Regions from separate parts of the Mus musculus genome. Here region 2 is linked to region 1. Evidence: chromatin loops called from intact Hi-C (ENCODE). Cell type or tissue: heart. All regions are shown on one strand. Links, peaks and the distances in the headings refer to the core of each region. The heading gives the core; the rest is flanking DNA. Region 1 holds the start of Als2 (alsin Rho guanine nucleotide exchange factor). Region 2 holds the start of Fzd7 (frizzled class receptor 7).

What was found. Peaks named below come from ENCODE experiments on the same cell type or tissue, not always from the same donor. Only the 100,000 strongest peaks of a DNase experiment are listed, where the experiment ranks them.
Region 2: a loop joins it to region 1, with 2.4 times the contacts of the local background. A loop is called at or near these places in 4 of 42 quality-filtered maps.

The regions. Positions count from the first base shown.
Region 1 is chr1:59,234,791-59,241,831 of GRCm38, forward strand. It overlaps Als2 (alsin Rho guanine nucleotide exchange factor), which reads right to left and starts at 2,441. Exons shown (of 34, transcript NM_028717.6): 1 at 2,365-2,441. Gm33667 (predicted gene, 33667) reads left to right here and starts at 2,565. Exons shown (of 2, transcript NR_168353.1): 1 at 2,565-2,963; 2 at 3,895-4,232. In heart, for the core only: a CTCF peak has its summit at 3,344; DNase peaks (open chromatin) are centred at 2,501, 3,021 and 3,291; H3K4me3 peaks cover 1,677 bases; H3K27ac peaks cover 1,332 bases.
Region 2 is chr1:59,480,818-59,487,858 of GRCm38, forward strand. Fzd7 (frizzled class receptor 7) reads left to right here and starts at 1,330. Exons shown (of 1, transcript NM_008057.3): 1 at 1,330-6,138. The coding sequence starts at 2,143. The coding sequence ends at 3,861. In heart, for the core only: CTCF peaks have their summits at 3,108 and 3,307; DNase peaks (open chromatin) are centred at 2,084, 2,754 and 3,184; H3K4me3 peaks cover 2,500 bases; H3K27ac peaks cover 2,500 bases; H3K27me3 peaks cover 1,559 bases.

The DNA of each region.
Region 1 (7,041 bases), core at 1,940-4,439:
ACACTCTGTTCATGCCAGTGCTTAAATCTGTGTTATAACCTTTTCTTGATAAGCCCAACTCTGGGACTGAAGAGATGGCTCAGTGGTTAAGAGCACTGACTGCTCTTCTAGAGGACTGAATTCAATTCCCAGCAACCACATGGTGGCTTAGAACCATTTGTAATTGGATTTGATACCCTCGTCTGGTGTGTCTGAAGACAGCTACAGTGTACTCATATACATTAAATAAATAAATAAATCTTTCAAAAAAAATAAACGTAACTCCGCTTCATTCAAAATTTCTTTCCTACTTTTAAAAAACAAAAGGTCACTATGGAGCCTGGCTCATGATATACTAAAAGAAAGTTGTTAACTATAAAGAGCTAATATATATTGGTCATTTCTGAGGGTCCAGGCATAGTAATAAATGATACATAAACCATACATGTAGGTACTAATACCAGAAAAGTCCAGTGCAGAGATAAGGAAACTGAGGCAAAGAGGCTCAAAGAAAGATGTTCAAGGTATTTCTAGATCCAAAGCCTAGGAATTACCACTATGCCTCTATTACTAAACAGAAGGTTAAAATATTACAATTCACTCTTTGTATGGCAAAGCCCACTTGTACTTGGGATACTAAGGCAAGAAGATCTCCACAAGTTCTAGGCCAGACTGGGCTACACAGTGAGTTAAAGACTGTCCAACTGCCCAAAGTTGGGGTATGTACGGTGGGACACCTGTAATCCCAGCAGCCCAGAAGCTAAAGCAGGAGGATGAGAGTTCAACACTGGCCCAAACTACAAATCAAACATTATCTAAATAGATGAATGTAGTTTTTAAACATTATTTAATTTTTCTTCCCAAATTACCTGTCTAGTACTACTATAGGCTAAAGAACCAAAAATATAAAGTAAACAAGAAATCTTTCACTGATTTCATTACCTAACACATTGTGATGGCTGTTCCTGGTTGTCAACTTGACTACATCTGGAACAAACTACAATGCAGAAATGGATGGCTCACCTGTGATCCAGATCTTGAGGCTAGACTACACAGGCTTTTGACCCACATCTTGACATGGGACAACACAAGTCTTGAGGCATAGTGGTCATGAAAAGCTTAGGCCCAGGCAAAGTAGAACACGCCTTTAATCCCAGGAGAATGAGGCAAGCAGATCTCCGAGTTCAAGGCTAGCCTGGGACAAAGCAAATTCCAAATCCAGGGGTAATGGCACACACCTTTAATCTGGGTCACACCTTCTGCTAGAGGCCTACATAAGGACATTGGAAGAAGGAAGGCTCTCTCTCCTTTGCCTGCCTGCACTCCTTTGCCATCGAATCTATTGGAACCTACTTCTTCAGGATTCCAGCTTATCCAGAAGACCAGCTAAAATAACTACCCTCGTGGGACTGAGCAACTATTAGATTCTTGGACTTCCCATTCCCGTTGTTGGGCTAGTTGGACTGTAAACTGTATATCACTATGATAAATTCCCTTAATATATACATTTCATAAGTTTTGTGACTCTAGAGAACACTAATACATACAGGTATATGATAAAAAACAAAAAAGTATGGCCTACTGTTTTTTTGCATTTTTGTACCTGCTCCAAATAAACCTACATCACACAAGTTTATCCTTGACAGTCATTTAAAAAACAGATACAAATATAAGAACAACAGAGTAACAACCTTAATTTGGGTACAGCAGTCAGTTAATCTATAAGAAAGTGCTGCTCTTGACCACCCAATTCAACCAGTGTGTTTTCCCTCTTTGGTAACCACAGAAGTACTAAACAGTAGCTTGCCTCTACAAATCTACAGTTGCTTGTCTGCAAATAGCCCTGTTACCTGGAGGACCAACATCAATGTGAGGACCATTTCCTCAAGATCGCTCCAGTGTTCTTTCCTGTCTTCACGATGATTCCTTTGATGACTTGATACATTTAGGGATTTGGTCAAACTACCACTGATTAATACCAAAGTCCTTTTCATTTTCAGCAAACGCTGTTTCAAACCACAGACCCTCCCCGCCCCCCTTCACTTTTCCCCACGATATGCATCCTGGGGCAAACCCACCTAGGACACTCAGCAAGGTTCACTGTCTAGCCAGCTGGGCGCCCACTGTGGGCATTCAAAAAACCCTCTGAGCGGATGGGCGTAAGCAGCGTGGGTGGAGGCGGGAAGAGGGGACCCGAAGGAATGCCACACAGCTCCGACCACGGCAGTGGGGCGCTGGGACCCGGAGGGTGGGACCCGGGCCGAGCCACCACGTCCGGAGCTCTTCACAGGCAGGCGCCGTCCCCGCAGGCCAGCCCAGCGCGCTCCCGCACCTCCGCCGACCCGCCTTCGAACCCAAGGACCGCCCGGACCCGCGCGGGCTCACCTGACGCTCCCGCAGCTCCGCGCTCTTCTCCCGGCGCGAGCCCGACTGCACCGCGGGTACGCGAGATCAGCTGATTCATGGGGGCGGGGCCTCCAGGTAGGGGCGGGGCCTCCGGCGGCGGGCTGGAGAGGCGGGCCCGCAGAATGGGTGGAGCTAGGCAAGAGCCGGTGACGGCGTCCGACAGGGATCAAGATTGCTCCGAACGCATCAGTGACTGCAGGCAAACCATTCAGTCAGGGCAGAACCAATCGTCCTAGGGCGGGCGCACTTTAGAAGCAACCGAAGACTCAGTGAAAGGACCTAACTCAATAAGCGTTTCCATGGTAACGATAGGCCGCGCTTGAGGATGGAAACTACTGCAAGTTTTGTTACCTCCTCAAACTGCGAGAAATGAAGAGAAAATCTTACCTATCAGAACATGGCTGCACACGTCTGTAATCCCAACATTTGTGAGATGAAGGCAGCAGGATCAGGAATTCGAGGCCAGCCTTGAGAACGTGTCTCAAGAGAAATAACAAAAGTGAAAATACGAGCTACCTTTAAGCTGCATGACGTCATCTCTTCCCGAGTGTGCCTTTGCCGCGTGTCCACCTTAAACGGTAAAGAGTAGGAAGAAACTATTTCCTCAGGGCTCCTCAATATACAGCGTTAAAATTGTTTTTGCTTGCTTCTTAGTCTCACTACCATCCATACTTGTCACGGTCGCAATCCTCCCGCTGCACCCCTAAGTGCTCCCTTGAATGTTTTGTGTAACAGATGCTCTCAGAACACAAGCCAGAGAGAAATCTGCTGCTACAGAGTGTGCATCGCGGAACCTACAGAGTTACATTTATTTACTCATTAAAGATAGATATATTCCCCGAATCGAATGCCCCTGCGTACAAATTCCCAACTGGTTCCTCCAACTCAGGGTCTCTCACCAGAGCCTTATCAACTTCAGTGCTAGAACAGAAAAGTGTACAGCCTTGAGAATGGCGCCACCAAATGGTACAAACCAGGGATGTCCTGCAGTTAATGAAGCCTGGACTCTGGCCGCCCTAACAAGCTACCTGTCCTCCATAACACAGCTAAAAAAGACAACAGTGAAAGAAATTTATTCAATGAGACTGCACTAGGAAAAAGAACTAAGGGGCTGGTTCAGTAAACCCCCTAAGTCTATCTTTGGAGCCTTGACATAAGTAGAAGGCTCAAGGTGTGATCTTGCCCATGGTAAACACATCTTGGTTGGTCCTGCAAAGCAAACTGACAAGTTGTCAGAACTAAGAACCAAGCTCTCCTGATGGTTTGCACCCAGAAACCCAATCTCTTCCTTCTCCAGTGAGACTCTTGAGGAAATCTAGTTCTTTGGGGCCCATTATCCTGTTAGTCCACTAGTCAAAAGGAGGGGCACACGTGTCTCTCCTCAGAATATCTTCACTCCTCTCAGGATGGTCACACAGCTTCAGCTGAGACATCCGTGTGGCCAAAGTATTTCGGAGCCTACACCAGTCATTTATACACTAAGATCTTATCTCCTAATTCTCTCCCCAGGTAACCTTGCCCTCGGGAGCTCTCAATCCCTTACTGAGCTCTACCCTGCCCGCCTCCTTTGATAAAAATGAAAAATAAATGTCTTCATCTACAGTTCTGAGGCAAGAGAGACTCCCAGAGGTGAACTTCCTTCATTCCCTCTAGCTGCTACCAAAGTATCCACCTGCAACTGAAGTCTTCCTTTTCCTGTCCTGAAAAGAAACGTTTTGTCCTCTCAGGCTAATCCTGGCCCTGGAATTAAGGCATCACCCTTCTTATCCATTTTGAGACTCACCCGCTTTTTTAAAAAAAATGAATGCAACCCCTCATCTTTCTCCTCAATAAAATAAGTCTCTGTGGTTTTGTTTTTAGTTATTTTTCTTCTACCTCACCTCCTTTGCAACCTAACATTCTACCTCCATTTATTTGTGTTTTGTTTTGTGTTCTTGTTTTTCAGGACAGGGTTTCTCTGTGTAGCTAGATGCTTAGTTATGTTATTTTAGCATACTTTGTATCACCCATGTGGCCTTTCAGAAATATAAAGAGTGATGAATATCACATTGTCTTAGGGTTTTACTGCTGTGAACAGACACCATGACCAAGGCAAGTCTTATAAAATTAAAACAAACAAACAAACAAACAAACATTTAATTGGGGCTGGCTTACAGATTCAGAGGTTCAGGCCATTATCATCAAGGTGGGAGCATGGCAGCATACAGGCAGGCATGGTGCAGGCAGAGCTGAGAGTTCTATGTCTTCATCCAAAGGCGGCTAGTGGAAGACTGACTTCCAGGCAACTAGGGTAAGGATCTTATGCCCACACCCACAGTGACACACCCATTCCAACCAGGTCACACCTATTCCAACAAGGCCACACCTCTACATGGTGCCACTCCCTGTGGATATACAAACCATCACACACATCTATCCTTATAAAGTGTATATTCAGCCCTGGAAAAATAGGTTTAAGAATGTCCCCAAAACAACCAGACTGCTGGCATTGCTCTTGGTTGCCACTCACAGTAACAAGATGGTAAGACACTATACACTTTTTTTTTTAAAGATTTATTTATTTCGTGTATGTGAGTACACTGTCACTGTCTTCACCGGAAGAGGGCATTAAAGATGGTTGTGAACCACCATGAGGTTGCTGGGAATTGAACTCAGGACCTCTGGAAGAGTCAGTGCTCTTAACTGCTGAGCCATCTCTTCAGCCTGACACTATACACTTTCATCACAAGAAATGAAACTCATCAGGAATTCATCAGGAAACGTATTCCCTAGCAGCTAGTTCTCAAGGTGTCAGGACAGTTTTTATTTTATTTTATTTTATTTTATTTTATTTCTCCACTTCAGGAGAAAAGATAATAATTGTCTTACTCATCACAGAACCATGCATGCTACAATACAGACTTGCCGGGCAAGATATGCCCCTGGGGTAGTAGTGGCATTGCTGTTTAGGGTATAACCAACTGTTTTCTAGTTTGAGTTGAGACCTGCTCCAATGGAGGGAATTCATTCCTCATACTATAAAGCCCATGGCTGCAAAGGTCATAAGCCCTAAAGGAAATCTACTAGTGCTGTTTTCCTGATTGTCAAAAACCTGCCTTAAGTATTTGTGTTTATACCTCTAGCTTAGTGGTTCTCTTAGATAAGAGAAGCTTCTCTTTGCAGTGAGGAACAGATGCTGAGATGCAATGAGGTCCAAATGCTGAGAATAAGTGACTATTGAATGTTCACTCTAAGAAGGATGTCTCTATCACCATCTGCCCTGCAAGGAGCAGAAGAGGCAGAAAGAACAAGAGAGTCTGCAGGTGGGGAGGATGCTGTGAAAGGCTCTTCTAGACACCTGGTGGCATTCCTGAACTCACAGCAGCTGTGGTTCCCTGCCCAAGATCAAAACAGAACTTTAGCACTGACTGGGGAGGGCACATAAGGTTCCACCTAAGATCTATTGGAAGCTGGTGGCTACTGAGGGGGAGAGATTTATTTTTCTTTGGGAACATAGCCACTGGTAGATTGCCCCTTCTCTAGTGAAAGGCCTCACATCCATACCCATGAGAGCAGCAGCATTAGTTGGACTCCATTGGGGAGAGAGAGGAGAAAGAGAGAGAGAGAGAGAGAGAGAGAGAGAGAGAGAGAGAGAGAGAGAGAACATGCAGTTGGGAGGCAGCACAAGGGGAGCAGGAGAGAAGTGGGAGTGAATACAATCAAAACACACTGCATACATACAATAGTTAAAACTATTACAAAGAGGACAGTAGGGCTAGAGATGCTCAGAAGTTAGGCGTGCTCACTGCTCTTCCAGAGGACCCAAGTTTCGTTACAAGCACCCACATGGAACAACTCCCAGCTGCCTCTCACTTCTGGCCTTCACAGAGGTCTTCACACACATGGCGCTCATACCCAGTGATACACACATACACATACACATAAATAAAAATTAACCTTGCCAAAAATATGGCTACCCCTGAGAGGAGGACATGGAACAGGAGTGTCCAAAGAACTGACTGCCCATTCTTTGACTTAATCATGTGCTTTTTTAAAACCTTTCTTTTGAGGAGGATCTGTTGGTTGGTTTTGGTTTGCTTTAGTTTTTGGTTCTCTAAGACTGGGCCTCATATAGCCCAGGGTGGCCTCAAATAGTGGAACCAAGATTGGCTTTGAATTCTTGGTCCTCCCACTCCCTACTTCTAAGTGTTGAGATGAGGTCTGTCCCACCCTGTTTCAAGACTGGCAAACATGAAAACAGACACAGCAGCTCAGTGGCACAGAGCGTGTCTGTTGCCCACAGGGCTCTGGTTTTGATCCCCATGTTCTAAGGAAACCTCAGTTTGTGTGGTGGTCTGAATATGTTTGGCCCAGGGAGTGGCACTATTAGGAGGTGTGGCCTCATTGGACTAGATGTGACCATGTTGGAGGAAGTGTGTCACTTTGGGGATGACCCTCCTCCTAGCTACCTGGCAGTCAGTCTTCTCCTGTTTGCCTTCAGAACAAGATGTAGAACTCTCAGCTCCTCCAGCACCATACCTGCTTGGACACTGCCATGCTTCCCGCCATGATGATAATGGACTGAAATGCAGAACCTGTAAGCCAGCCCCAAATAAAAGTTGTCCTTTATAAGAGTTGCCTTGGTCATGGTGTCTGTTCACAGCAGTAAAACCCTAA
Region 2 (7,041 bases), core at 1,907-4,406, 250 kb after region 1:
CAGGCAGAAGGACTCAGCCAGGAAAAAAACGTTTAAAATGATTGCAGAGACAGATTCAACGATTCAACTTGTCACTTTCCTGCATGGGAATTCATAGTATTCATGATATTTCTTGCTGGCTCCTGTGAGAGGGCAGAGGCCCCTTAGTAACTTCTGACCGGTCGGGGCAATCAGACAACGCGCACGAGCGCCCAGTGCCTGGAGCGGGGTTAAGATTTGACCAAGAACAAAAGAAAGCTTGCCAATCAGAAAATGCTACCCCACAAGGAAAATAACCCCTCTTTGTGTCTCGAAAGCCCTTTAATTAGCAAATGCCCTGCTTTCTAACGCGCGTTAAAACATTTCTATGTAGATTCCAAATGGAAAGATCAAATGGTTGCTTCTGCAACGAAGAAGGGGTCCCTGAAGGCCACACACCTCAGAAAAAAAAAAGGAAAACGGGGCAACCGAAGGCGCTCTGTAAATCGTACAGAGTTCCGAGGCCCTCGGTCTCAGGTTACTTTCATAAGCATTCCCCCAGAGCTGCCTTGGAGTTAAAAAAAAAAAAAAAAAAAAAAAAGAGCCTCTTGGGCTCCCCAGGCTCCCAGCAGTATGTCCGGGAGGGGTGGCAGGCTCGTGTGTGCAGCGGATCCCCAGCTCTGGGCCTTCTCCTCCGAGGGTCTGCACTTCCTCCCGCCACAAGTCCGCCCCTCGGCCGACTCGGGTTTCTCCCTCCAGGATGCCCCCCTTTTTTGTAACTGGGGGAGGGAGAGGGAATTGTGCCTTCACGTGGTCGGTTGGGGTAGGGGAAGAAAAAACGATTCTTAGTCGCACCCCTTTCTCGACTCATACTGATGCTAACCAAAATTCTCCCGCCCTCGCCTGCCAGGCAAGGCTAACGTGACTCCGGGTCACGTCTTTCTGCCCTGGTGCTGTACTATTCTCAGCTTCTCCCCAAAGCCTTCGGCGAATGCCCCCTTTTGTTCGGAAATGTGTATTTTAGGGTACCCGGAAGAGGAACCAATCTTACAGGCAAGTTCCCTTTCTGGTGCGTTTTTTTCTCCCTTGAGCAAATTCTGGGTAAAAGTTTTTCCTAACTTTTCTCTCAGTCCCCCGCCCCTCCCCTCAGGAATCCGCCCAGAGCTCTTTAAGCACCGCCTTCCTTGTTTCCTCGGCCGCCCCTTCCGACTTCCACCCAATCGGAACAGGTCCACAGAGAAAACAAAGCGCGCTATTGGATGTCCAGAGGGCTCGGGGCCCGCCCCCGGAGTGGTTTGTGAATGGGGGGAGGGGAGGGGGCGGGGCGGCCCGCAGCCCTGCAAGCCCGACGCTTCTTCTAGCCACCAGTGCGGCTCCCAGGCGTTACTCCGCGCTCCTTCCCTGGCGGGCGGTGCTGGACGCGGAGAGTCGCGGGCTGGGACTGCGCGGGGCAGGAGAGGCCGGGTGCAGGCAGGCCGCGGGTGCAGGGGCCTCGGCGCTTCGGATTCCGTGCAACTCCGTTTCCAAAACCAGCTTGTCCAGCTCTTACCTCCCGAGCACCGATCAGACTCAAAGCGAGAACGAGCCATTTGACTTGAAACTTGGGGCCGACCTTCCTAGGACTGAAGGAGGCTCCAGAATCAGAAGAGGCGGCTGCAGTGGCCCGCGGGGCCTCAAGGAGAGAAGGCGGAGCAGCACCACCGAGGCGACGGCCGGGGCGAGCAGGCAGGGACGCAGGGCGCTGGCCTGGCGGAGGCCTGGCTCGGTTTAGGGGACGTGCGTATCGGCGTGCGCCCGGGGCTCGAGAAACTTGGGCAAACTTTGAAGGGTAACCGGAGAAGCTTGTTGCTCGTCGCCGCAGAGAAAGCCGCACCGTTACGTCTCGGCGGGGAGGGTAAGGCGACACCCCTTCCCTCGATCCCCCACTCCAGGCCCAGGAGTTTGAACCTCCGGCGGCTGCGTGAGTGCCACGCGGAGGCGGCTGCGGCGCCCCCTCGGCTGGCGGCCTCGCCCCCGCTGTGCAGGCACCCTAGCACCCTCGGCTCCGCGCCGCCCACGGCCCGGCCCCGGCGCCGGGAGGACTCTCATGCGCCGGGCGCGGCGGCGCCTCCCTGTATCCAAGCCTCTCCCCAGCGCCTCGTCTTTTTCCTCCAGCTGAGAACGCCGCTGCACTCGCGACCGGCGATGCGGGGCCCCGGCACGGCGGCGTCGCACTCGCCCCTGGGCCTCTGCGCCCTGGTGCTTGCTCTTCTGGGCGCGCTGCCCACGGACACCCGGGCTCAGCCATATCACGGCGAGAAAGGCATCTCGGTACCGGACCACGGCTTCTGCCAGCCCATCTCCATCCCGTTGTGCACGGATATCGCCTACAACCAGACCATCCTGCCCAACCTGCTGGGCCACACGAACCAAGAGGACGCGGGCCTCGAGGTGCACCAGTTCTACCCTCTGGTAAAGGTGCAGTGTTCTCCTGAGCTACGCTTCTTCTTATGCTCTATGTACGCACCCGTGTGCACCGTGCTCGACCAAGCCATTCCTCCGTGCCGTTCCTTGTGCGAGCGCGCCCGACAGGGCTGCGAGGCGCTCATGAACAAGTTCGGCTTCCAGTGGCCAGAGCGGTTGCGCTGCGAGAACTTCCCAGTGCACGGTGCCGGCGAGATCTGCGTGGGGCAGAACACGTCCGACGGCTCCGGGGGCGCGGGCGGCAGTCCCACCGCCTACCCTACTGCTCCCTACCTGCCAGACCCACCTTTCACTGCGATGTCCCCCTCAGATGGCAGAGGCCGCTTGTCTTTCCCCTTCTCGTGTCCGCGCCAGCTCAAGGTGCCCCCCTACCTGGGCTACCGCTTCCTAGGTGAGCGTGACTGCGGTGCCCCGTGTGAGCCGGGCCGTGCTAACGGCCTCATGTACTTTAAAGAAGAGGAGAGACGGTTCGCCCGCCTCTGGGTGGGTGTGTGGTCAGTGCTGTGCTGCGCCTCGACGCTCTTCACGGTGCTCACCTACCTAGTGGACATGCGTCGCTTCAGCTATCCAGAGCGACCCATCATCTTCCTGTCGGGTTGCTACTTCATGGTGGCAGTGGCGCACGTGGCAGGCTTCCTGCTAGAGGACCGTGCCGTGTGCGTGGAGCGCTTCTCGGACGATGGCTACCGCACGGTGGCGCAGGGCACCAAGAAGGAGGGCTGCACCATCCTCTTCATGGTGCTTTACTTCTTCGGTATGGCCAGCTCCATCTGGTGGGTCATTCTGTCCCTCACTTGGTTCCTGGCAGCTGGCATGAAGTGGGGCCACGAGGCCATCGAGGCCAACTCGCAGTACTTTCATCTGGCCGCGTGGGCTGTGCCAGCGGTCAAGACAATCACCATTTTGGCCATGGGCCAGGTGGATGGTGACCTACTCAGTGGAGTGTGCTACGTGGGCCTGTCTAGTGTGGATGCATTGCGGGGCTTCGTGCTGGCGCCCTTGTTCGTCTACCTCTTCATCGGGACGTCCTTCCTGTTGGCCGGCTTTGTGTCTCTCTTTCGCATCCGCACCATCATGAAGCACGACGGCACCAAGACAGAGAAGCTGGAGAAGCTGATGGTGCGCATCGGCGTCTTCAGCGTGCTCTACACGGTGCCGGCCACCATCGTGTTGGCCTGCTACTTTTATGAGCAGGCCTTCCGAGAGCACTGGGAACGCACCTGGCTCCTGCAGACTTGCAAGAGCTACGCTGTGCCCTGCCCTCCGGGCCACTTCTCTCCCATGAGCCCCGACTTTACAGTCTTCATGATCAAGTACCTGATGACCATGATCGTGGGCATCACTACGGGCTTCTGGATCTGGTCGGGCAAGACCCTGCAGTCATGGCGTCGCTTCTACCACAGACTCAGCCACAGCAGCAAGGGGGAAACTGCGGTATGAGCCCCGGTCCTTACCCACCCTTGCCTCTTCTACCCTTTTACAGGAGGAGAGGCATGGTAGGGAGAGAACTGCTGGGTGGGGGCTTGTTTCCGTAAGCTACCTGCCCCCTCCACTGAGCTTTAACCTGGAAGTGAGAAGTTATTTGGAGGTGAGAAGAGATTTGGGGCGAGAGATGGTTTTGAGAGGAGGCCCAGATGAAAAAAGGCAAAGGCAGTGGCCGAAAAGACTTCTGGCTAAGACTTGCAGGACGATGCTAACTGTGAAAGATATGGACCGGCTAGGGCCTAAGGGAAAGGTTGAGACCAGCAGAGAGAGAGACTGGTGAGGTTTTCAGGCGCCAGAGATGAGCCAGGGCTGTGAGTCCAATCCCCTGCTGCAAGGCAAGTGGTTGTTCTCACTCTAGTGAAGGGGGGCTGGGAGGGGAGGGTGATACCGCTCTGTCTGTAGCCTAGGCTTTGTGGCCAAGATGGGGGGGACCTCCTGCGGTGCCCTTGTCAAGTGGTGGTCAAACCATAATCTCTTTTCACTGGGGCCAAACTGGAGCCCAGATGGGTTAATTTCCAGGGTCAGACCTTACAGTCCTCCTCCCGGGCCCCCTCCCGCCTGCTTTTCCTTCCCTACTCCTTTCAAGTCTAGTAAAATAAGCATTTGGAAGGCCGGGCCCTGCCTGCTAGAGTCCTAGCGTGAAGTTGGTTTTCAAGAGGAGGCCAAGAAGGCGAGTGGGAGATACAGTCTGCTACTTTTTAATTTGTTGCTACTTTTTCATTTTCTAGGGAAGGCAGAGAGAAAAAGAATGTTTTATTTGGTTTCATACCCTGAAAAAAAGTCATGACTTGTTGCTTTTCAAAACAGGAACGCATTCACACACACACACACCCCATCCCACCCCCCTTGTCTTTGTTGTAAGAGACAAAGCGGGAAACAAAAGTGTCTCCCTGAGGAAAGGCCTAACTGTGAAGCCAGCAGCTTTTACAGGCAAAGCCACAGAAATCCGAGGTTTTCCTTTGGTTGTTAATTTGGTTGAGATAAACATTCCTTTTTAAGGAAGAGTGAAGAGCAGCTTTCATACCCATTCAGGCACACGTTCTGACTTGGATAAAGGAAATGCTAGGAGTTTTGTTATTTGTTTTAAACAGATTTAATTCAGAACACATGATCTAATAGACTCGTTTGCTTAATGAAATCTCCTCCCATTCTACGCCCCCATAACCCAAATTTTGATTTTTCTGCCCCCTTCCTTCCGTCCAATTTGGGATTTTTGCTGTTTTTGTTTTGTTGTGTTTTGTTTTTCCTCCAGACAGGGTATCTCTGTGTAGCCCTGACTATCCAGGAACTGGCTCTGTAGAGCAGGCTGGCTTTGAACTCACAGACATCCACCTGCCTCTGCCTCTCAATTGCTGGGATTAAAGGCATGGTCCACCAGGCCTGGCTCCCCTTCCTAATTTGTATCTTTCAAGACATAACGCTCACATTAGTAAAGATAAAAGACAAAAATTTTAACTTAAAGGTTTAAAAGCATTTTGCCCTCATTTTCTTGTTCTAGAGATGTAAACATCTATCTATCAGACACATGAGCTGACCCTTTCTCTCTCTGGTTGCATGAGGCGAGGGCAAGAGGAATGATAGCGAAGGAAGAGGAGAGTTTGAGTCAGGTTTCAAGAAAGTCATTAAGGGAAGGTGAACTTCAAAGTGATTCTGGAGTTCTTTGAAATGTGCTAGAAGACTTACATTTATTAATCTTAAATCGTGTACTTCTCTTTTTTTCCCTGCAATAGAAGTCTGGTTCTTTGGCATAATGTAAAGCTGAGCAGAGCATCATGGGAGTTGACCTTTACCCTACCTTTGACACTGACTGTCCTCCAATTTTGCAATGTTCTTCAGTTTCTCAGAGCAGTTTTTAATGCCAGCCAGGGGGGGATTGTCGGGAGGACAGATTACTTCATATGTGTCCTGTTCAGTTGAATGGAGCTGCTTTTACAATTAAAGTGATCTTGTATTTTTTAAACTTTCAAAGTGATCTCACCTGTCAGAATTTTTTTAAGCTGCCACTACACAGGTTTGGCATCTTTTGTGTTTTATCTCTTTAAGTGCATGTGAAATTTGTAAAATAGAGACAGTGCAGTATGTATATTTTGTAAATCTCCCATTTTTGTAAGAAAATATATATTGTATTTATACATTTTTACTTTGGATTTTTGTTTTGTTTACCTTTAAAGATCTACAATGAAGCCCCACTTTATCACATGTACAGATCACGAATAAATTTTTTAAAAAATACAAAGTGAATGTTTATTTACTCTTCCTGAGATAGTAACCAAAGAATAAAACTTTTACGTGGGAAGGAGGTGGAGCGAGTGTGTGGGGTGTGTCCTGTCACATAGTACCTTAGCGAGGGTCACAAAAGCTTTTGGGTTTGCTTTGTTCTCATTCTTGTTTCCTGTTTCCACCACCACCTCCTTATTTACCTCTAAGCCAGCCGTTCTCAACCTGTGGATTGGACCCCTTTGGGGGGTCACATATCAGATATCCTTCATATCAGATATTCACATTATGCCTCATGACAGTAACAAAATTACAGTTATGAGGTAGCAAGGAAAATTGTATGGTTGGGGTCAACACAGCATGAGGAACTGCACTAAAGGGTTGCAGCCTTAGGAAGGCTGAGAACCACTGCTCTAACAGCCTTTTCAGGGAAGCTTTTGAGGACCGACTAGAAGTTTAGAATCCAAGTCTGATCTGTAGTTTACTAACCTTAGGAATCTAAGCTCGGGTTTGAAAGGACTAGAAGATATTTTTGCTATTTCTACTTTTCCCATTGATTGTCTTGGGAAATGTGTGTGTTGTAATGCACCTTATCTAAATTATTGATATTTAAATGCTTTGAATTCAGGTGATAGGGAAAAGTTTCCATGCTTCCAGATGAGCGCAGGGGTCACCTTTGTGCAGAACACTCAGCTGGAGGCTTCCCTGAATCTTCTAGGTAAATTGAAACAGGCTCAGCGGCTCTCCCCAGGGGCAGTGACTCAGCAGCTCAGCAGGACTAGTCTCCACGCCTGACCCCGAGCTGGCCTCGGAAGACACTGCTCTCCTTTGCTGCACTCAGAGAGGCTAACTTTGGAATCAGACGCGCCTGGGTAGCCCCTCAGGGAAATGGTGAAGGCGTCTCAGACTCCCAGTTCT